2 separate regions of the Homo sapiens genome follow, and region 1 is linked to region 2. A link is a loop called in an ENCODE intact Hi-C map of the cell type or tissue named here. Cell type or tissue: CD4-positive, alpha-beta T cell. All regions are shown on one strand. Links, peaks and the distances in the headings refer to the core of each region. The heading gives the core; the rest is flanking DNA. Region 1 has its middle 23 kb from the start of IATPR. Region 2 overlaps CCDC7 (coiled-coil domain containing 7).

Region 1 (12,043 bases), core at 1,521-9,520, 680 kb after region 2:
GCACCCACAGACTTGCCAAACCTATGTCAGGAATGACGAATAGAAGGCAGAAATCCACATCCCCAGGTGGTAAAATTGTTATCCACCTTCGTCACCTCTTTCCTAATGGAGGAAGTGAGGACAGGCAGCCTTGGAGTCCTACTTGAATGAGGCCTGGACCTTATGCAGGGTAATAAAAACCAACACGTGGGGCCTGTGCTGTAAGGTGGCAGAGGGCGATGACTCACCCCACTCATGCAGGTTGAGTCATTTCAAGGCAGAGTTGTGCCAGTTCAGTACCCAGTAATATTTTCCAGTCGACGAGTATCAGTGAACAGGAGATAACCAGTCATTTCTAGATTCTGCTCAGAGTCCCAGCTTAGAGGCTCCACCAGCTCAAAGAGACGGGATGGCAAAACAGCCACCTTAATTTCCAGATCATCTGCCAGCTCATCTGCCAGCTGACACACAGCCCATGGCTCCACTATTGCCAGTGCTGTAGCTGCACCAGACCAATCTGGTTCAACTTTTATGTAACAAAGTTGTGATTTGTTTTTCAGTTGCCCGGGACTCCCAGGTTGAAGATCATGAGCATGCCCTGATGAGCCAAGGCATGCAACCACAGGGGAACCTAAGTGCTTGGACTGAGGAGTGGGGACTGAAATAAGAAGCGGACACTGCAGGGCAGGATCAGGATCCAATCAGATCGAGCCCTGGCATCACCTCATGGCAGGATCTAGTCAGATCGTGGCTTTTGACATCACTTCATTGTGAAATCCAATCAGATCACACCTTATTACCCTATCCTTATAAAACCGGACCTAGCCCCCAGCTCGAGGAGGCACTGCTTTGGGAGTTATCCCAGGTGTTCTTGTTACTAGTTGCAAGGAATAAAATCCTCTTGCTAAATCCTCCTTGGTTGTGCAGATGTTGGCATGGATGTGGAGAGAAGGGAACACTTACGCTTTGTTGGTGAGGATGTAAATTAGCTCAACTCTGTGATAAACAGTATGGAGAGTTTTCAAAGAACTAAAAATAGAACTTCTACTCAACCCAGCAATCCTATGAGTGCATGAGTGGGTATCTACCCAAAGGAAAAGAGACCATATAAATAATATACCTATTTATTGCAGCACTATTCACAATAGCAAAGTCACGGAACCAAGCTGAGTGCCCATCAGTGGTTGACTGGATAAAGAAAATGTGGTCTATATACACCATGGAATACTAATGAAAATAATGATTTCATTCTTTTTATGGTTGTGTAGTATTCCATGGTTTATATATACCATTCTTGCGGCAATGTGGATGGAGCTGGAGGCCATCATCCTGAGTGAACTAACTGAAAAACAGAAAACCAAATACCGCGTGTTCTCACTTATAAGTGGGAACTAAACAATGGGTACGAATGATCATAAAGATGGAAATAATAGACACTGGGGGCTCCAAAAGCAGAGAGGATGGAAGAAGGACAAGGGTTGAGCACTTACCTGTTGGGTACAATGTTCACTACTGGTATATTGGGGACACTGGAAGCCCAATCCCCACTGGTATGTAATATACCCATGTAACAAACAAATATATGTACCTCCTGAATCTAAAATAATCAATCAATCAATCAATCCTCCTTGGTTGTGGTCATTGGGTTGATATCTGCCAAGTAACCACTGAGCTAAAATTGGGAGCTTTTACATATTCGGTATGTTTCTTTTTTCTTTTCTTTTCTTTTTTTTTTTTTTTTTTTTGATATGGAGTCTCACTCTGTCACCCAGGCTGAAGTGCAGTGACATGATCTTGGCTCACCACAACCTCCACCTCCCAGGTTCAAGTGATTCTCCTGCCTCAGCCTCTCAAGTAGCTGGGATTACAGGCACCTGCCACCACGCCCAGCTAATTTTTGTATTTTTAGTAGAGGTGGGGTTTTATCATGTTGGTCAGGCTGGTCTCAAACTCCTGATCTCAAGTGATCCATCTGCCTTGACCTCCCAAAGTGCTGGGATTACTGGCATAAGCCACCATGCCTGGCCCATTTTCAGTGCATTTCTGTGTTTAAAGGATATCACATAACTGAAATAACATTTTTTATAAACCATGCAACTTGGCTCTACTGGGTGAAGCTCACGTTAGAGGCCAACTTTCAACATATTTAAACTATGGAAGCCCCCAAAAGAGCAACTTACGTTAAAGGTGACTTATAGCAGAGGTAGCTAGGCTCAGTCCAGACTGGACAGTGCTCTCAAAGTTTATGTGCAGAGGCGGCAGTACCCAGGCAAGTCTTTGAAAGTCCCGGCTTAGAACTTGGCACAATCACCTTAGAGATTGTTCACTGCTACAAATGCAGGCATTGATGCAGGGGTGGGGCAGAAAGACGGGGGAGTGGGAGCCTTGCTGCTAATTGGTTTAGTCTAAGATCAAGCCTAACCTCCCTTGGCCCACACAACTGTTACTATTAAGTGAGACTGAAACTAATCAAAACTATTTACACAGATGTGCCAAGCCTGGGAGATGAAGCAATTATGTGCCCAGACCCATGTTGATGAGTAATTTGTGGCAAACTCCTCTGTATAAGAGGGGGTCATGTAGTAGCAAAGTGGGGTTGTTTTGAAGAGAAAGCCTGCTGATGTGAAACGAAGAGCTGACTTGGATTCCACATGATAGGAGACAGGTATATGCTTGGAGTGCAGCCTCTCCAGGGGAAACTGAGGGAGGGATGGGGGACTAAGTGATCTGCAACTCACTCATGAAAACCCATTTCAACCCAAAACAGACCTAACCTCCTCCACCTTCCATTAAGTAATTTATCAGGGTTTTAAAAGAAGAATCCATATTTCTTACACTTCCTTTCTGTTGGACAATGCAGTGATATGACCAAGGGCTTGGGGTGTGGATTGCAGGGGAGGGAAGGTTAATTAGCAACACAGATTAATTAGCAACCAGTCAGGGAGACGGATCTGTGCTCTGATTCATCTAACAAAAACTCTGGAGGTGGCTATGCTTAATATGCTCCTTTGCAGATGTCAGATCTATAAGTGAGAGAAGCTAAGTGAGTCACCACAGGTCACAAAGCTAGCAAGAGGAGACAGATTGTAAGATCATAAACCAAAGTCCCAGGCCTCCAAACCCCATGCTCTTTCCTACAAAATATACTATCTTCCTTCTGAAAATTATGCTCATCATAGGGACGAACTTTGTTTCCCAGGATTAGTTGGGCTCACGTACATGCTACCATATTGACTCGGGTTCTCTAGGGTACTGGACCAGAATGTTTGTTCCCTCAAAACTTGAGGTCCTAGGGCCATCTAGGAGGAGCGGTGCAAGAGGCTTTGGGATCGATTGCCAGGCTGTGGGCCCCTGGGGGTGAGGGGCCTGAACAAAACGTGAAATACGGCTCCACTTTCTGCATCAGCAGAGGGGAGGCTGGGCGTGCCTGTGCCCCCAGAAGTGAACCCTTATGTCCAGAGCAGTGAGGAATGTTGAAGTCAGGAATTCCCCCTTCCTTCCCTCAAGCCAGGTCCTCAGAAGCCCGGATGAAACTCCTTGATAGGAGATGTTTTGAAGGAACCTGGGTAAAGTGCTTCTGTGGACTGCAAGATCTAACAAGTCTCAGAGTCAGACAGTCTGAGGAGTAGACCCATAGATGCCGAGTGCATACTTTCTCTGGGCGACACTTTGCATTTACGGAACAGGTGCTGGGAGCCAGGAGGTGAGAACTCCCAGAGACTCAGTCCCTGCCCTCAAGGAATTCCCAGTCTAATCAGGGACATGAGCTTGTAAACCTGGCTCCTCCCCGACCCGGCCCTCAGCCCAACCCTGAGTCATCCTGATGCTCACTCAGGATTGGAGGTCCTGGAAGTCCACAGTATGGGTGGGAGAAGAGGAGGAGCCGCTCACTCATGCAGAGGGAAGGAGAGAAGAGTGAAGTAATGAATGCATGCATTCATTCAGCAGCTGTTTAGGAGAGCCTTTCCCGTGTCCATCACTCTCCTGGGTGCTGCGACTATGGTAGAGAACAACACAAATTTAAATAAAAAGTCCCTGTTATGATGGAGGTGATGGGACTTGATCTCTTTGCATAGCATCCAGATTATTGGAGAAGTGAGGGAGGAAAAGGATATTCTAATCTCATTGTGAAATTGAGGAAACCAAAGCCTTTCTACTTACAAAGTGGCAGCCCCAAGATGCAAACACAAGTCTCTCAATTCCGCTATGTGCTGGTGCCCACACACATAGGGACCCTCCCCTTAGCTAGGTTGCTATGAGAGAGGCCACAGAGCCCTAGCAAGGAAATTGCACAAAGGCCAGCACCAAAGGTTGTTGTGATCATAAATTTGGTCCTTCCAGTAGTTTCTGGGGAGACAAGGGTCACAAATGCATCTATCTTTTGGTCAGCCGTTTTAGTATCAGCTTCCAGGTCTATTGGATAGAGATATTCATCTACACGAATAAATAACTCCTTGAAATAATTCAAGGCTTTTCAGAAACCACAATCAAATTTGTAAAATAAGGCAAAGCAAAGCAAAACACAACAAAACACTTACGTAACCATTGTTTGTGATGCAAAGCTGTAATTAAGAACCAGAATTTAACAAATATACATGAAAAAAAGCATAGAGTTGATCAGCATATTATTTTCAGGGCAAATCATAATAGTAAACTTGCATATTTCAGGGAATTTTTGTTTATACATTTTCCCCAGACCAAGCCTGAAATTCCTGTATTAAAAAAAATCACCGCCAGGCGTGGTGGCTCACACCTGTAATCCCGGCACTTTGGGAGGCCGAGATGGGCAAATCATCTGAGGTTGGGAGTTCGAGACCAGCCTGACCAACCTGGAGAAACCCAGTCTCTAGTAAAAATACAAAATTAGCTGGGCATGGTGGCGCATGCCTGTAATCCCAGCTATTCAGGACACTGAGTCAGGAGAATTGCTTGAACCCGTGAGGCAGAGGTTGCGATGAGCTGAGATGGCGCCATTGTACTCCAGCCTGGGCAACAAGAGCGAAACTCTGTTTCAAAAAAAAAAAATCACCCTATCAGTTAACTAGAGGAATAAAGCATAACATAAATGGGTACTTTTCCAGCAATTTCATTTTTTTTTAGATTTAATATTAGTTACAGGAAAGAATACACTGTCAAGGAAATCCATCAACAGCTTGGTTTTCAGAGGGAAACTCAGATACACACTTATCTATCCAAGGTTACCAGGTACCCATGGTTACTTCAGTTCAAAAAGAAACAAAACAAACCCCAAGTGCTTGAAGTGGTAACAACGGTTAGTTTTATTTCACAGCTGGTAACGTAGGTAGAAGGCACAAAAACAAGGCTGTGCAGGGGGCGGTTACTTCCTTTTCAGTGGATGGGCAAGTCATGGACTTTCGCAGTCTGAAAGCTGCTGCCGCCCCCCCCAGAGCTTGACCTCCACTCCAACGCAGCATCCCAGGGTCACAACCTGGAACTTGTCATCATCTACACCGTGTTTTGGAGCCCACATCTTAAACTCCCTGTCCCTTCAGCTCTTCCTCCTCTTCTTGGCAATATTCTCTCCAGCACCTTCAGCACAAGCCCCCGTCTCCAGCTTCGTCATGCCCCCCTCATGCATCATCTCCCCTCCATCCGTGCTCGGTGAAGCCGTTCTCCATCCACCTCTTCTGCCTCTCTCATTTTACTCCACTGCTGTTCCTTGCCTTTAGTTACCCTTTCCTGTCTTAGTCCATTTTCTGTTGCTTGTAACAGAATACCTGAAACTGGGTAATATGTAAAGAAAGGAAAAGTATTTTTTACACTTAGGGAGTCTGAGAAGTCCAAGATTGATGGGTCATAGCTGGTGGGGACTGAGGTGGCACAGGGTGTCACATGGTGAGAGTCTGAGTGTCCTGACTCAGGTCTCTTTTCCTTTTTTTTTGTTTTTTTAGATGGAGTCTCGCTCTATCGCCAGGCTGGAGTGCAGTGGTGCAATCTCGGCTCACTGCAACCTCCGCCTCCTGGGTTCAAGAGATTCCCCTGCCTCAGCCTCCCAAGTAGCTGGGACTATAGGCGCCCGCCACCATGCCTGGCTAATTTTTTTTTCCATTTTAGTAGAGAAGGGGTTTCACCATGTTGGCCAGGAAGATCTCGATCTCCTGACCTCATGATCTGCCCACCTCAGCCTCCCAAAGTGCTGGGATTACAGGTGTGAGCCACTGCCCCCGGCCTTTTCCTCTTCTTGTAAAGCCAGCAGCTCCATTCCAATGATAATTTACTAATCTGTCAACCTATTAATCCATGAATGGATTAATCCACTGATGAGGGCAGAGTCCTCATGACCCAGTTACCTCTTAAAGGCCCCTCCTCTCAACTCTGCCACATTGGGGATCAAATTTCAACATGGGGTTCAGACAGGACAGACATTCGAATCATAGCACTTCTCTTCCTTTACTTCTCCACCAATCGTGAAGATATACGGAGAGATCAAGACCCATCATCTCCACAGGAATGGGGATTTTAAAATCTGTTTTGCTCACTGCCATAGTCCCAGCACCCAGGAGGCATTCCAGGCTCTCAATAAGCATCTGTGGGAACGGTGGCTCACGCTTGTAATCCCAGCACTTTGGGAGACTGAGGTGGGTGGATCACCTGTGGTTGGGTGTTTGAGACCAGCCTGGCCAATATGGTGAAACCTCGTCTCTACTAAAAATACAAAAATTAGCCAGGTGTGGTGGTGCGTGCCTATAATCCCAGCTATTTGGGAGGCTAAGGCAGGAGAATCCCTTGAACCAGGGAGGCGGAGATTGCAGTGAGCCGAGATTGCACCACTGCACTCTAGCCTGGCCTGGACTCTGTCTCAAACAAAACAAAACAAAAGTGTGGAATGAAGGCATACATTCATTACTTCCCTCCCTGGGTTCTCGCCACTCTTCTCTTCTTCCCTCTGTACGGTGAGCTGCTTCTTCTGGTTCTCTTATCCCATTCTGTGTGTCTACAGGAGTCCCCAGCCTGGAGCCCACATCAGGACCATCTGCAGTGTCTAAATAAGTGTGCCCTGAGGTCCAGCCCCAGAGGTTCTCACTCAGATCTGGGCTGAGGGCCAGGTATAGGAGATGCCAGGTTTACAAGCTCGTGTCCCTGATTGGACTGGGAATTCCTTGAAGACAGGGACTGTGCCTATGGGAGGTCTCACCTCCTGGCTCTCAGCACCTATTCCAGAAATGCTTCCTGGATCGAGGGCATAATGAGTCCAGCGTGGCTTTGGGCATGTCTTATACTCTGGGTGTAAGTGTTTGCATCTGTGAAATATGCCGTTAGAACGCTCTGTCTTTTGTTTCCTTTGTGACCCTAGGACTCCATCAGCTCCTATATGTGAAGAGTGGAACATCAGATTTGAAGCCTGATTGCAACTTGAAGGCCTCATCTAATCACACAGCTTGTGTGCCTGGGCCCTGAGTGGTATTGGCCTAAAGCATAATGCAATTCACCCTGCATTTACATTCCTCTTCATCTGATTTGCCGGAGAATCTGGATTTGTTAAGGATCTCAGCTTATTTTCCTCAGGCAGATGCTCTTAGTTTCTCAGCAATCCAGCAGTGGTTACAGAGCCTGGGTCTGTAGGAGATGAGGGGCCCAGCACTGGAGGGGGGGCTACCTTGGAAGACAGCTCCTCCCATCCCCACTGATTTTTCAAGTCAACGGGGGTAATGGTTTCACCTAGTCCTGGGGGTTTCTTGAGGCCACTGTGCACTCAGTAGCACCATCAGTCCTGACTCCCTTAATAAGAAGAAAAAAAGTCTTGGCCAGGCATGGTGGCTCACGCCTGTAATCCCAGCAATCTGGGATGCTGAGGCAGGCGGATCACTTGAGGTCAGGAGTTCGAGACCAGCCTGGCCAACCTGGTGAAACCCCATCTCTACTAAAAAAATACAAAAATTAGCCAGGCATGGTGGCAACCTCCTGTAATTCCAATTACTCGGGAGGCTGAGGTGAGAGGATTGCTTGAACCCAGGAGGCAGAGGTTGCAGTGAGCCGAGATAGCGCCATTGCACTCTAGCCTGGACGACAGAGCGAGACTCTGTCTCAAAAAAAAAAAAAAAAAAAAAAGAATCTTTTCATGGGGTGGAGAGTGGCTGTCCCTTTAATGGAGATCTCCAGGGACACGGATGAGTGAAAAGAGGTTTTATGCATTGATGAAAGCCTTTAAAATCCCCAAATCTGTTCAGAACTAGTGAAAGATGGAGAGGTTGGAAACTAGAAATTGGCTTTTGGCACCTCTGAGTCTCTCCAGCTGAGCCCAGCCACCAAACACCCTTATGGCTTCTCCCAGATCAGCCTTGAGTGATGAAGCCAACAGGGAGGGAGCTGCTGATGGAGGAGGGAGAGGGATGGGAGGGGGAGAAAGAGGAAAGGAAGGAGGGGCTGGGGGACACTGACAAAACCCCGGCTAGGCTGCTCCCAGGGGCTGAGGCTCTGGAAAACAAATTTGGAAACATTATCCCATATCCCACAAGATCTCCATTGAAGACATTAAGCCCAGAGGCCCAAAGGGACCCATTGAAGAGACAAGGCCAGAGCCAGGGATCTTGAAGGCTCAGCCGTTCCGGTGAAATCAAAACAGCATGAGCCAAACAGCTCATGAAGAGATAAGGGATTAGACCACGCTCAAAACCATGTGAAGATGAGGAACTTGCTAACATTCTTGAGTTCCCCATAGAAAATGGGCTTGTTCAACTCAGGAATGAACTGTGAAATGCTGAATTCTACTCTGGGGTCTCTGATGAAGCATAAAAAGCCAAAAAATTCTTCCACAACCCATTTGGGGGAAATGGCACATGAACTCACTCTCTACTGCTCCAGGGCTGGCTACACAGCAGACCCCACAGCCCTGCATTTGTTTGTGATTGCACCCGAGTTGTGAGTTCAGGAGATTTTTAAATCCACTGATAAAATGAGTTCTTATTGGAATTCAGAAATTAAACATGAACCAGGGGGTATTTTTATTGTACTTTTCCCTTTACTGGTAAAGTCTTTTCATCTTGAATTGGATCCCAATTTTTCACTGGGAAGCTGCCATCCAGCCTTGCAGGAAAAAAAAAAAAAATTAAAAATTAAGCAAAGAAAGCTTGAGGCAACTATAAGTAGTGGAGTATAAGTAATACCATCAGAAAGGAAGTTGTGGGTGGACATGGGGCAGGTTCCTTGCTGTTAGGGGATGCATGGGTCAAGGACTGGGTTGGGGGCACTCATACTTTATGCTGAACATTCAAAAAATCACTACCTGGAACACCACGGTTCACACCAAGGTTCCCCAGCCAGCGCATTATGAACATAATCTGAGCTCCCCAGAAGACTGTCTCAATTTTTTCCAAGTATGTTTTCAGTTAGAAAGTGAATTTTAATACTAGGCAGAGGGCAAGGCCTTTTAGGGATCTCTCAGAATCCTGAAATGCTGAAAAGCCACCCACAGAAGTTCATCATCCACCCCCTGCAGCAGTGACTCATACTTATGTGTTAACATGAGCTCGTGTGCTCTGCTTTCATGTTCTCAGGAGTCAGAAATGACTCTATAAGATGTGGCATTATTAGCCGGGAGGGTTTGGTGGCATGGGGCCCGTCAGAACCAGGGAGATGGGAAGATTCTTATCAATGGAGAGCTCAAGAGACAAGTTCTGGACCCAGATCCCTCAGGGCTGTGGGGAAGGGACTGGGCACTGGGAAACAGGAGGCCAAGAGCAGGTGCTCCCCTGAAACTCTCATTTTCTTAGCCCTTCATCTGGTACTGGAGCCCCTGGGGGTCAGATATCTGTCTGCTCCCTCTAAATTGGTTACGAAATGGCCAGGACATCAACGTGATCTACCCCAAGAAGTCCACTTGATGATGCTCCAGCTTCACTATACGAGATCCCCTCTGGAGTGAAGCGCAGAGATCCAGGCTGCTGACTTATGTTTCTTCCTTCCCTCTTGTCTTTCATGAGTGCTGCCCTTGTCACTGAGGTGTTGAGGAGGAGGGATAAGAAGGCGGAGTTTCTGGCCGGGCGCGGTGGCTCATGCCTGTAATCCCAGCACTTTGGGAGGCCGAGGCAGGCGGATCACTTGGGGTCAGGAGTTCGAGACCAGCCTGGCCAACATGGTAAACCCCGTCTCTACTAAAAGGTGCAAAAAATAGCCAGGCGTTGTGGTGGGCACCTGTAATCCCAGCTACTGGGGGGAGTGGCTGAGATAGGAGAATTGCTTAAACTTGGGAGGTGGAGGTTGCAGTGAGCCGAGACTGCACCACTGCACTCCAGCCTAGGCGACAAGAGTGAAACTCCGTCTCAAAAAAAAAAAGGCTGGGGGGAGTTCCTACTCTTCCTTCACCCTCAGACTAACCACCACCCAATGGGGTTCAAAGTTTGTGAGTGTTGTCCTTCTGAGAATACACACTGTTCATCTCTTGGTGTGAGGCTAATTGAACAGAAACACAATGGTTAATATTAATCAGAAAATTGGGAAACGAACAGAGAAGAAAATACTGGTGAAAGTGGAAGGTTTGGGACAGAGTAGAAAAAATGAATTGAATTAGTTAGGGTAATTTTAGATGCTATAAAAATATAAACTGTTAAATTTTAATGGCTTCACACACTAGAAATTTATTTCTAGGCCGGGCGCTGTGGCTCACACCTGTAATCCCAGCACTTTGGGAGGCTGAGGCAGGCGGATCACGAGGTCAGGAGATCGAGACCATTCTGGCTAACACGGTGAAACCCCGTCTCTAATAAAAATACAAAAAAAAATTAGCCAGGCGCGGTGGCGGGTGCCTGTAGTCCTAGCTACTCAGGAGGCTGAAGCAGGAGAATGGTGTGAACCCGGGAGGCGGAGCTTGCAGTGAGCTGAGATCGCGCCACTGTGCTCCGGCTTGGGCGAAAGAGCGAGACTCCGTCTCAAAAAAAAAAAAAAAGAAATTTATTTCTAGCTGTTGAGCAGTTTGATGCAGGTATTTTTGGTTGAGCCAAGACTTGCCACAGTGTAGCAATCAGGATACCTGGTTCTCTCTCTCTCTCTCTTTTTTTTTTTTTTTGAGATGGAGTCTTGTTCTGTTGTCCAGGCTGGAGTGCAGTGGCGTGATCTTGGCCTCCTCCTCCCAGGTTCAAGTGATTCTCCTGCTTCAGCCTCCTGAATAGCTGGGACTACAGGCGTGTGACACCACGCCCAGCTAATTTTTTTTATTTTTAGTAGAGATGTGGTTTCACTGTGTTAGCCAGGATGGTCTCCATCTCCTGACCTCGTGATCTGCCTGCCTTGGCCTCCCAAAGTGCTGGGGTTATAGGTGTGAGCCACTGCACCTGGCTGGGATACTTGGTTCTTTTCATCTTGTGGTCCGACGGCCTTGGAGAAGGAGAAGGTGTGGAGAAGGCATCCCCAGTTCCTGAATGCCTGGACTGGAAGTGACAAAGATCATTTCCACCCACATTCCCATTCCAGTTCTTTATTGATGTGTAACAAATCACCCCAAACTTGGTGCATTACAGCAGTGACAACATCTGTTTTCCCCATGAATTTGCAATTTGGGCAGGGCTTGGTGGGGACTGCTTGCTTCTCTTCCACTTGGTGTCTCCCAGGATTGCTCAAAGGCAGGGGTGGAGGTATTGGACAACTCACCAGCCCCTCCCCTTCACCTCAAAGGCTGGTGTCTCTGTGTACGTCAACTGTGGCCATAGCCAGGACACCCACACTTGGACTTTTCATGTGGCTGCTGGGCTGCCTCACACCTTGGTGGCTGGGTTCCAAGAGTGTCCCAACAGGCCTGGACGGAAGCTGTATCACCTTTTGTGACTTGGCCTGATAAGCCTCACAAGCTTACCCAGATTGAAAGGGAGAGAACATAGAGACCATGGCTTATTACAGGAGTGCAACATCATATTATGAAACAATATGAAGTGGGAGTTACTGGTGTGGTCGACTATAGGGAATCTGTCACAATTCCTTTGGTGAGAACTAGTCATATGAGGCCACCCAGATGCAAGATGAGTTAGACCGTATAGCCGTAGCTGGGCAGCCACTTCAGAGTGGCAATGATGGCAGGAAAGCCTATTTTGGTTGTAGCGAGTGACCTCTGACT
Region 2 (12,043 bases), core at 1,640-9,639:
AATAAAATAAAATGAAATTAAGTTCACTTTCCTGTGGTCTCCAATACTGACAAAATTGAAGAAATCAGCCCTTCGGATATCCCCTTTATTTTACTGAATTTCTTTCCTCCAATGATCTTGTATTTTATTTCACATCAACCACTAATGGACAAAGTGATATCCTGTAGTCCTTACCATAACTGTTTCATAATTTGAATTTCAGTCATCCTAATCTGTGGCCACCACCTCCTGTCTTTCCCACTCAGTCTGTCCAATATTCTGTCTCCAAAAATCCTTTGATTTCACAGGGAAACATAATCCATTGGTCTTGCTGCCTTTTTAGTGTCCGAAATCCTCCTTGTGCCCTTACTTACCCAGCTTAAATAGCATGGTCCACTATTATCATCACTCCCTTTCACACGTACTTAACTCTCTTGCCCTGTTCTGCTTTATTGGTCTCATTTGGTTACATTATAAACTTGGTCAAATCAATTTCTATCTTCTCTGTATTTCTCTATCTTCTCTATATTTGTGGCACCTGAATGTGGGTGGAAGAAGTAGGCTAATAGTTTCTCTTTATATTTGTGATTAGTAACACTAATCTGTTCATTTTCCTCTCTGCTGGATGATTTAGTTTTTTTTCCCCGTCTCCTATATGATTATAGGTCTTTATTGTGACAAGAAGTATGTGAGCCTCTCAGCATATTTATTTATTTATTTATTTATTTATTTATTTTATTTTATTTTTATTTTTTTGAGACAGAGTCTCGCTGTGTCACCTAGGCTGGAGTGCAGTGGTGTGATCTTGGCTCACTGGAACTGCTGCCTCCTGGATTCAAGCGCTTTTCGTGCCTCAGCCACCCACGTAGCTGGGATTACCGGTGTGCGGCGCCTCGCCCAGCTAATTTTTTTGTCTTTTTAGTAGAGACGGGATTTTGCCATGCTGGCCAGGCTGGTCTTGAACTCCTGACCTCAAGTGATCCAACTGCCTCAGCCTCCCAAAGTGCTAGGATTACAGGTGTGAGCCACCGCGCCTGGCTCAGTATCTTTAAATGTAATGCTCAGGGAATATATTCTTCATGGAGAACCACTCTATGAAAATCCTAACTGTATATAAGCCTGTAATATTTGTTTATCATGAGTCAATTCTCTGATTTACGAATCACTGCTTTACTAGAAGGGATTTGATCGTTATGACATTTAAGCTGTAACTATTTTTTCCTCAAAGTTGTGTATTGCCCATTAGGTGAGAGCAGAAGACTGCAGTTCATGGCAATTATACAGTTAGGTATCATAGGTAGTAGTCATTTTCTAACACCAAGAGATTTTTTTTTTTATGGTAATGATTACCTTTTATTGGGCCACCCAGAAATTTCAGTACTATGAGGCTGGGATGCTGGATTTTCTGGAACTGTGTAGAGATGAATGAGAGGAGAGACATGGCTGGGTATATGTCACTGATGGGCCACTTCCCAAAGTGTACTTTCTTTCATATTTTTTCTTTGGGAGAATTTGCTAGTATGGCATTTGAAGCATGGCTTCTTGCTGTAAATGTTTGAAGGGACATAAATTACACAAAATTAAAATTTTTCAAAAAGTAAATATGCTAGAAAAAGACAGACATGCATATGGATTCTTAAATGTAACTTTATGTTTTATTATTCTTTTCAAAAGGTTGGGGATGATATGAATTCATTCTTGACATATTGTTCGCAATTTGCAGCTCAGCTAGAAGAAGCACTTAAAGAAGAACAAAATGTATGTATTCTGTATATACTGTCAAGTATAAAATATCAAACTTGTACTGGTTGTTGAAAATTGAATCTGCTATCCAGTCAGCCAACATTAATCTAGATTCAGTGTCTTAAGAAATTATAAATGGCATTGGAAAACATTATTTATTTATTTTTTATTCTTTTTTTTTAATCATCATCAAGGGTTTTTACTATGCCCAAATGCAAAGATTATGCCACTGAACCACCACAAATAAGACATGAACTTTGAATTAATTCTTCAATAGTTGTGTGAATCTTAATGAATCTGCCATATTCCCTCATTAAGAGCATGTAAGTAGTTACAAGGTAGTTAATAAATAGTAAGGTTGTGGCAATCAGCATCAAAGAGAGAATGATTGGCCATTACAGAGAATGACCACACAATCATGGTTTAGTACCATAAGCCTTATCAATTAGCTATGAGTAAAATGTAAGACTACAGTGGAATTGTTGCAATTGTCTTTTTTTTCATATAATAGAATACACTTAATTTATTGCTTTTTCTGGCAATAGTATTTAAATTGGCATGTAATAATTATACATATTTATGGGGTACATAGCGATATTTTGATACATACAATGGGTAGTGGTCAAATCAGAGTAATTAGCATATTCATCACGTCAAACACCTAGCATTTCCTTGTGGTGGGAACATTCAAAATATATAAAATATATATATATATAATAAACCGTTGTTAGCTGTGGTCACCCTATAGTGCTGTAGAACACTATAACTTATTTCTCCTATCTAGCTGTAATTTTTTATCGTTTAACCAACCTCTCCCTATCCTCCCTCACCCCTACCCTTTCCAACCTCTAGTAATCATGATTCTACTCTCTGCTTCTATGAGATCAGCTTGTTTTAGCATTTGCATATTGGCAAGAACATGAAATATTTATCTTTCTGTTCCTGACTTATTTCTCTTCATATAATATCCTATAGGGCTTTCCATGTTGCTGTGAATGACAGGATTTAATTCTTTTTTGGAATTAAGAGTGAAATCTTTTTTGGAACTGAAAGTGGCTGAATAGTAGTCCATTCCCCCTATATGCCACATTTTCTTTATTCATTTGTCTATTGATGGACATTTAGGTTGATTATATATATTGGCGATTGCAGTTTAGTGCTGCAATAAACATGGAAGTACAGATGTCTCTTCAGTGTACTGATTTCCTTTCCTGTGGATATACACCCAGTAGTGGAATTGCTGGATCATATGGTAGTTCTATTGGTAGTTTTTTGAGGAGACTCCATGCTATTTTTCATTATCATTCTACTAGTTTAAATTTCCACCAAAAGTGTATATATGTTCCCTTTTCTCTGCATCCTTGTCAGTATTTATTATCTTTTTTCTTTTTGATAATAGCCATTCTAACTGAGGTGAGATGATATCTCATTGTGGTTTTGATTTACATTTCCCTGATGATTAGTGATGATGAGCATTTTTTTCATATACTTTTTAGCCATTTGTGTATCTTTCTTTTGAGAAATATTCAAGCCATTTACCTATTTTAAAATCAGTTTTTTTTTGCCATTGAGTTGTCTGAGTTCCTTATATATTTTGAATATTAATCACTTGTTAGATGAATTTTTTTTTGCAAATATCTTTTTTCATTCTGAAGATTGTCTTTTCACTCTGTTGGTTGTTTCCTTTGCTGTGCAGAAGCTTTTTAGTTTGATATAATACCACTTGTCTGTTTTTGCTTGTGTTGCCTATGCTTTTGAGGTCCTATGCATAAAATATTTTCTCAGACCAATGTCCTGAAGCATTTCCTCTATGTTTCCTTCCAGTAGTTTCATAGTTTTGGGTTTTACATTAAAGGCTTTAAGCTGTTTTTGAGCTGATTTTTGCATATGGTGAGATTTTGGGGTCTAGTTTCATTCTTCTGCCTATGGATATCCAGTTTTCCCAGCACCATTTATTGAAAAGACTGTCTTTTTCCCAATGTTCTTGGTGCTTTTGTTGAAAATTTGTTGGCTATAAATAAGTGGATTTATTTTTTGGGTTCTCTATTGGGTTCCATTGGTCTGTGTGTCTGTTTTTGTGCCAGTACCATGCTGTTGTGGCTACTATAGCTTTGAAGAGTATGTTGTGTGTGTGTTTGCATGTGTGTGTGTGTGTGTGTGTGCTTTTTTTTTTTTTTTTAAAGAGACAAGGTCTCACTTTGTTGGCCAGGCTGGAGTGCAGTGGCACAATCATAGCTCACTGCAGCCTCGAACTCCTGGGCTTGAGGGATCCTCTTGCCTCAGCTTCCCAAGCTGCTGGGATTACAGGCATGAACCATGATGCCTGGCTAACTTTGTAGTATATTTTGAAGTCAGATAGTGTGTTGCCTCCAGCTTTCTTCTTTTTGCTTAGGATTGCTTTGGCTACTTAGGGTCTTTTGTGGTTCCACATGAATTTTTAGGATTTGTTTTCTATTTCTGTAAAGAATGTCATGGTATTAATAATTAATATTGTTAAAATGACCATACTACTCAAAGCTATCTGCAGATTCAGTGAAATCCCTGTCAAAATGATACTGGGCTTAAGCCCAGTATTAATATTAATTCTTCTAATCCACAAACATAGGATGTCTTTTGTTTTTTTGTGTGTGTCTTCTTTAATTTCTTTCATCAGTATTTTATAATTTTCATTGTAGAGACCTTTCACCTCCTTGGTTAAATTTATTTCTAGGTATCTTATATATTATTTTGTAGCTATTATAAATGGGATTGGTCTCTTGATTTCTTTTTTTCAGCTAGTATATAAACATGCCACTGATTTTTATATGTTGATTTTATATTTTGCAGCTTTACTGAATTTATTCATTAATTCTAAGAAGTTTTTGGGTGGAGTCTTCTATGTATATGATATGTATATAATCATGTTGTCTGCAAACAGGGACACTTTTGAGGCCCTCCACTTAGTTGCTTTTCTTCCCTAGGAGAGTTCTGAGTTAGGTGAAACTAACTCAGTTTAGTGTGAACCTCTAGAGAGCTCAAAAGTGGGAACCTCTAGAGAGCTCAAAAGTGGGAACCTCTAGAGAGCTCAAAACAGTAACACAATTTCTTGGGAATATGTCTGCTATGCTCTCTCCAGAACCACTCAAAATGAGGGTTGCTGTTTTTAAGACTGCTACTGTGCTCAAGGAAGGGGTGGGGCAAGACCGAGTTAAAATACCACACAGTTCTCTTGTGGTGTTCAAGCCACATTTTATTGATGTGGCATTGCTTGGTTGCTTTAAATCTTTAACTGTTTTTCAGAGTTCTAACAAAATTGGAGCATAAGCCTTTGGACTTCCCTGCTGCACATTTTTTTTTTTTTTTTTTTTTTTTTTTGCTGTTAGCACTCTTCAAATACCCTAATAGTTTTTTTCCTTGATACAAATTTACAATTGACTTTGAATTTTATATGTATAGCATTTCAGTAGACCAAGAATAACCAAGTGAGTCCTGAAGAAAATGAACAAGGCCAAAGGACCTACCCTAACAGATATCAAGATTCATTATGCAGCTATATCAATTATGATTATGTGCTTTTGGTGCAAGCCTGGATGAACTGATGAAATTGAACAAAGTCTCAGATATTGACCCTTTTATATATGGAAAATTTTGTTGATGACAGAGCCAGCAGTATAATAAATGGCTTTGGGACAACTGGTTATTTATAAAGGAAAAAACTAATTTGATATATGATCAAATATGATACTGATGATGTAAGTATATGACCTGGAGCAAGAAACAATCACAAAACAAATACAAATCATAAAAGGCAATATTGATAAATTCACCTATATTAAATTTATAAGCTCTGTATATAAATAATTCATAAAGAGAGGGGCAAGAGAAATTTCAAACAGGGGCAAAATTTGGATCATGTATACCTGACGTATATGTGTATTTAATCACATGAAGGATTATCTAGATTATATAGATAATGTCTACTTATCAGTAAGTAAATGATTAAACAAATCATTACAAAATAAAAAGGCATTTCACAGTGGATCAGTTTTTATTTTTCACTCATTTTTATCAACAATGATCTAGATTTAGCAGTATCAGTAATTGATGCTGTGGGTTTCCTCAGTAATTGAGAAAGGCACTGTTCTCGTTAAACTAGGAGTGGTTTAAATTATTGTAGAACTATGGCTACAATGAGTGGTTGAATTGATATACGCTAAAGTTTCCCATCAGGTTCCAGTGCAGGAAGGGAAGTTTTGAGAACCCCGGAATCTTTCTTGACAGTGGAAAGAATTAGTTATTCCTAGGTATAATGTGCTTTAGTGGACATTATTTCTAAACACTTACGTAGCTGAAAATATTTTTCTTCTGACACAGACATTAATTTGCTTTGGTATATTTTCTGAAGGATCTCAGCACTTTTTGCGTAGATTTATGCTTTCTTATTTAGCTTAGTGATTCTCAGACTTTAGCATGCAAAGCAATCACCTGCAGGTCTAGTTACAACACAAATTGTTAGTCCCACTTCTAGAATTTCTGATTTAGTAGGGTAGCGTGGGGCCTGAGAATTTTCAGTACTAATAAGTATGCTTGTAGGTGGTGCTGATGCTGTTGCTGTGGCTCCTTACTTTTTGAACCACAGATCTAGAGTTAGTGTTGCGGAAGATAAATTTAATTTATCTAGTTTAATTTTTGTTCAATCTTATGTTACTCCCTGAATGCACGTAGTAACATTTTACTTTAATAATGTAATTGAAAACTTTTACCCAATTTGATAGGGTGGGGTTTTTGTTTTTGTAGCAAATGTAATCACTTTAACATTAGATATTTAAATGGTAAATACTGATATTTTGAACTGTGTATGGATGCTCCTCAACTTATGAGGGAGTTACATACTGATAAACCCATCATAAGTTGAATTTTTCATATGGTGAAAGTGCATTTAATACACCTGACCTACCAAACATTGTAACTTAGCCTACCCTACCTTAAATGTGCTGAGAACACTGGACATTAGCCTGCAGTTGGGCAAAATCATCTAACACAAAACCTATTTTATAAGGAAGTGTTGAATAGCTCATGAAACTTATTGAATACTGTACTGAAAGTGAAAAACAGAATGGTTGTAGGTGTATGTGGAGTTCAGTTTCTATTGGTTTTTGTATATTTAGTCAGTTTCTCTTGTAATTTCTCAAACAAGTAATTTGCATTTTTCATTAAAAATATTAAGTAGTATTATATTTTATATCTTGATTTTCTAGACCGTTTAGCAGGAACAGAGTTGTATTGAGAAGATAGTGTTGGGAAGGTGATGCTTTTTGTTATTGTACTTGCTGCTGTATGAAAAAAATATAATGCTCCTCTGAAAGGAATTTAAATTTTATTCCTTACATATATGTGTGTGTGTGTGTGTGTATATATATATATATATATATGTATATATATATATATATATACATATATATATATGCACATATGTACATTTTTTTTTTTAAGATGGAGTTTCGCTCTTGTTGCCCAGGCTGGAGTGCAATGGCGTGATCTCGGCTCACCGCAACCTCCGCCTCCCGGGTTCAAGTGATTCTTCTGCCTCAGCCTCCTGAATAGCTGGGATTACAGGCATGCACCACCACACCTGGCTAATTTTTGTATTTTTAGTAGAGACGGGGTTTCTCCATGTTGGTCAGGCTGGTCTTGAACTCTCGACTTCAGGTGATCCACCTGCCTTGGCCTCCCAAAGTGCTGGGATTACAGGCATGAGCCACCCCACCCAGCCTCCTTACCTATATTAAGAAAATATATGAAATAAATTTGGGAATTGTTTGGGGGCCACCTAATATAGATATATTAGGGCCAGGCATGATGGCTCATGCTCAGTGTTTTGGGAGACTGACATGGGAGGATTGCTTGTGGCCAGGAGTTCGAGACCAGCCTGGGCAACATGGCCAAACTCCATCCCTATTAAAAACAAAATTAAAAATTAGCCAGGCATGGGGGTGTGCCCATGTAGTCCTAGCTACTCAGGAGGCTGAGGCAAGAGGATCACTTGAGCCCAGGAGTTCAACGTTATAGTGAGCTATGAGTGCACCGCTGCACTCAAGCCTGGGTGACAGTGAGATTCTGTCTCTCTTTCCCTCTTTCTCCCTTTTTATATATAAAAAGAAAAATTATTTTTAAATTCTAGAAAGAAGTTGTCTATGCAAGGTGAACTAAAAGCACTGTCTGTAAATAAAAAATTTTAAGTTTCAACTACAGATTTATAAAGTTATATTTTAATACTTAGTACATTTTTGTGATTGAAAATTGCAAAAGACTGAACTAAATATTATATTATACATTGTGAAGCATTCTAATTTTAAATGTGTTAATTAAAACTTTATTTTTCAGATTTTGGAATCTCTTTTTAAGGTACGTTCAATATATTACAGCTTAAGCCTACTAAAACTTAACACAGAAATACATGCCAATGAAGAAGAGGTTTCTAAATTTTAAGGGAGTAGAAGGAATTCCATACTTGCTGCTCTATATATTTAAGAATTTTATGTTCATTTGTATAGTGCATTAGCCCCATTCTGAATCCCAAGTGATGTTTCGGTCAGGGCTGATATTTGATGGATGAAGATTCAGAGACACAGACACACATTTATATAGATATTTATTTCATCAGTGCAATTTAAGTAGTCACTATTTCTTTTTTTGTCCCTCTTTTGTTTTCTTAAAGTGGTTTCAGTGGCAGGTCAATCAGATGGAAGAAGTAAGTCTAACGTTTTAAAATTGTTAAGTTAATATTTTTTAACTCATTTGAAAAGCAATTTGGATTATGTATAAGTTAAGTATGTATAAGTCATTTTTGAATAACTGTTGGTTATAAAGTAACCTTTTGGTTTGGGTAGACAAGGAATAAGTGGATGGGATAAAATATTTCTCAGTGACCTACACCCTATATCCCTGCATATATCTGGTATACTCCAAGTTTGACTGACACATTTTTTTTCCTAAAATTGAATAATGGAAACTAAGTTATTATTTTTTCCAATTTACATAAAAGGGTGATGAGAGAACCTTTCACTTTAAATATTTCTACCATATTTTAAAAAATCATGCTAAATGATTATGTATGTGTAGACATAAAATTATGTATTGATTTTCTATAGATGAAATATGTTATTTTAATGATGTTCTTTTACACTTTTGATTCAGGCACTTTGCCATTAGTTTGAGAACTACTGGTCTCTGTCCTTAGGGGCTTTTAATTCTACTTTGGAAAATACTTTATATATGCTGTCAGTATATTAGAATGATTTCCAGGGTAGCTTTACTGATTTACAGTATTATTTTAGTTCTCATTTGGTCACACTTATGGTTCAGTCCAATTAAACACTCTTGAAGCCCAGGCTTTTCAAAGAAAAGAGGCCAGTTTATTTGGGGGTATTTAAAGGATAAATATAGATAGAACCTTAAATGCATGAACTGTGACTATATCCTAGCATCTTCTCATTGTTTTTATCTCTGGTCCCAGAACAGAAGACTTTCATGGTCTATATGCTGTTTGCTTTAGGATACATTTGACTGACATTGGAAAAGTGTTAGTCATTCTTTGATTATGGCATAGAGGTCATTATCCTTCCAGAGAAGTAGGGGTAGAGTGAAGTCTACTATTCCTCTACCCTCTTTTAAAATGTGTTCTTCTTTGCAACTTTGGAAATTCATCTTGTCATCTTCTTTTCATCCATCAACCTCTTTTTATTATTTTATTAATGGGTTTACTTTTACTCTTCTTTTGCACTCAGTCCTGTCAATGTACATGACCTATCCAAAACCCTGGCTTCTCACTTTCTTGACTTCCTCATCTCCAAAGATCTCTTGGCCTCCACTTCCAGTCACACTCTGGAACTTGTCATTAACTAAATTACTTTTTAAAAATTACTAATTTAGGCAACTTATTCTTGAACTGTAAATTTCTGTTTTTCCAATTATTACTTTAAATACTGCTCTGGCCACCAAACACTTGGAATGCTCTAAATACAAGCTGTTGGTTGGAACTCCTTCAATTCCTGCTACCTAACACAATATTAACGTCTGTACTCATTTTCTCTTTCTTTTTTCCTGTTAAGACAGATATATTGTTCTTTCTTATACATATGACTAATTATTTCACTTCTGTTTTGGATTTCATATCCTCTTGCCTTCTCAAGACTTTGTGTTTGTTTGTTTGTTTGTTTGTGTTTTTGAGAACTTGATCTCATTCTGGTTGCCCTGGCTGGACTGCAGTGATTTGATCTCGGCTCACTGAAGCCTTGACCTCCCGGGCTCAGGTGATTCTCCAACCTTAGCCTCTCAAGTAGCTGGGACCACGGGCATGAGCCACCATGCCTGGCTAATTGGTATTTTTTTTAGTAGAGATGGGGTTTTGCCATGTTGCCCAGGCTAGTCTTGAACTCCTGGATTCATGCAATTCCCTTGCCTCCGCCTCCCAAAGTGCTGGGATTACAGGCGTGAGCCACTGTGCCCTGCCGTGCCCTCTCAAGAACTTTGATTAATTATTCTCTCTTGTATATTCAGTTTCTCTCATTCAATTTATCCTTCTTTTCAGTTTTTAAATATGCTCTTCTATCTCTTATTTGATCCACATTCCTCTCTAAAGGCCTATTTCCATGTCCTTTATTAGCCTGTTTTTAAAAAAATTATTTTGTATGCAAATTTACTCATATTAGGGAAACAATCATTAGATTATTATCAGGGTGTAAAGGCAAAACTGGTTTATAAGTGAGTAGGAGAAAAATAGAGTAGACAGTCTTTGAACAATGAAACTAGTTTTTTTTTTTTTTAAAGTATTCAACGAATAAACTGGCACCTAGTGAAAAGATTAATCTGGGCACTCTTTCCTTGTAAGAGACAACTAAGGTTATTAAGTAAAACAGTTAGAGTTGTTAATGGATTTCCTATAATAACCCTTAAGAGTTTAGCCATGGAGCATGTGTCACCCATTCAGAGCCACATTTATTTTTATATTCATTTACTATACACTATGCTCTTACTTCCCAAACATTTCTCAATCTATCCAGACTGAATTCTGTCTCCCTAACAAGTAAAACATTCTCTCCATATGGTTCCCAGTAAGTTGTATGTTGTTAAATTAAACAGACTTTTTTTTTTTTTTTTGCCTCAGCTATAGTTAATATTATTGATCGTGCCCTCATTTTTGAAACACTAGTCCTTTGGCTTCTGTGAATTACATTTTCCTGGCTATTGTTTTACCTCTTTGGCTGTCTTCTTTTTAGAGTCCCCTCCTAAACCCAACCAGTAAATGTTGGAGTACCTCAAAGTTTTATCCTATGCCTTTTTTCTTTTTACTCCAAACTTTCTCCCTAGGCAGTCTCATCCAGTTTTTCCATTCAAGTATTACCTTTATGCATGTAATTTAGAAACATAAACCTCTTGCTCAAAATGTTTCCCTGAACTCCAGGCTTTGTATATAATTACTTACTAGACTATTCCACCTCAGATGCAATGGGTCAGAAATATGAATTTTTACTCCTAAACTCATATCTCTTCTAGTGTTCCCTATCTTAGTGAATGAGTACTATTTATCAAATTGGGTAAATGTGAAATGTGGAAACCATTCCTGACAACTCACTTCCATCTATTCCTGATATTTAATCTATCCACAAGTCCTCTGGGTTTTACTTTCTAAATAACTGTCAGATGTGTCCACTTTTCTCTGTGTCTACACCTTATTGTTGGTTACTATCATATCCATTTTGCCTGAAATCCCAACCAGTGCATTCATAATCACCAGGAGGAATCCCCACTGCACAGTATACTTCTGATCTGGAATTTCAAGTTTTTCAATGTTTAAACCCATAATTACTTATCTTTAATATTTTATTAATTTGGTGTACCAGATATATGATCTAAAGGTTTGTATTATGTACTGTTTTTCAAGGAGTGTTTCTCTCTCTTTTTTTTTTTTTTTTGTAAACTTTTATTTTAAGTTCAGGGGTACATGTATAGGTTTGTTATTTACGTAAACTCATGTCACAGATATTTGTTGTACAGATTATTTCATCACCCACATATTAAGCCCAGTACCCAACAGTTATCTTTTCTGCTCCTCTCCTTCCTCCCAACCTCCACCCTCATGTAGACCCCAGTGTCTATTGTTTCCTTCTTTGTGTTCATGAGTTCTCATCATTTAGCTCCCACTTATAAGTGAGAACATGCAGTATTTGGTTTTACGTTCCTGTGCTAGTTTGATAAGGATAATGGCCTCCAGCTCCATCCATGTTCCTGCAAAAGACATGATCTCATTCATTTATATGGCTGAATAGTATTCCATGGTATA

What was found. A loop is a pair of places that touch in the nucleus more often than their neighbours do. Peaks named below come from ENCODE experiments on the same cell type or tissue, not always from the same donor. Only the 100,000 strongest peaks of a DNase experiment are listed, where the experiment ranks them.
Region 1: it touches region 2 in a loop (16-fold over the local background); 7 of 110 quality-filtered maps call a loop at or near these places.

Annotation. Positions count from the first base shown.
Region 1 is chr10:33,134,029-33,146,071 of GRCh38, forward strand. No RefSeq gene overlaps it. Among named protein-coding and RNA genes, the nearest start is that of IATPR, 23 kb to the left of the region's middle. RefSeq lists an enhancer at 1-938. In CD4-positive, alpha-beta T cell, for the core only: no CTCF peak of the experiment used is centred there; DNase peaks (open chromatin) are centred at 2,423, 3,013, 5,243, 9,463 and 1 weaker place; H3K4me3 peaks cover 1,994 bases; H3K27ac peaks cover 4,293 bases.
Region 2 is chr10:32,454,598-32,466,640 of GRCh38, forward strand. It overlaps CCDC7 (coiled-coil domain containing 7), which reads left to right. Exons shown (of 44, transcript NM_001395015.1): 4 at 1,654-1,737; 5 at 8,086-8,106; 6 at 8,420-8,452. Among named protein-coding and RNA genes, the nearest start is that of CCDC7, 14 kb to the left of the region's middle. In CD4-positive, alpha-beta T cell, for the core only: no CTCF peak of the experiment used is centred there; a DNase peak (open chromatin) is centred at 4,924; H3K4me3 peaks cover 602 bases; H3K27ac peaks cover 1,356 bases.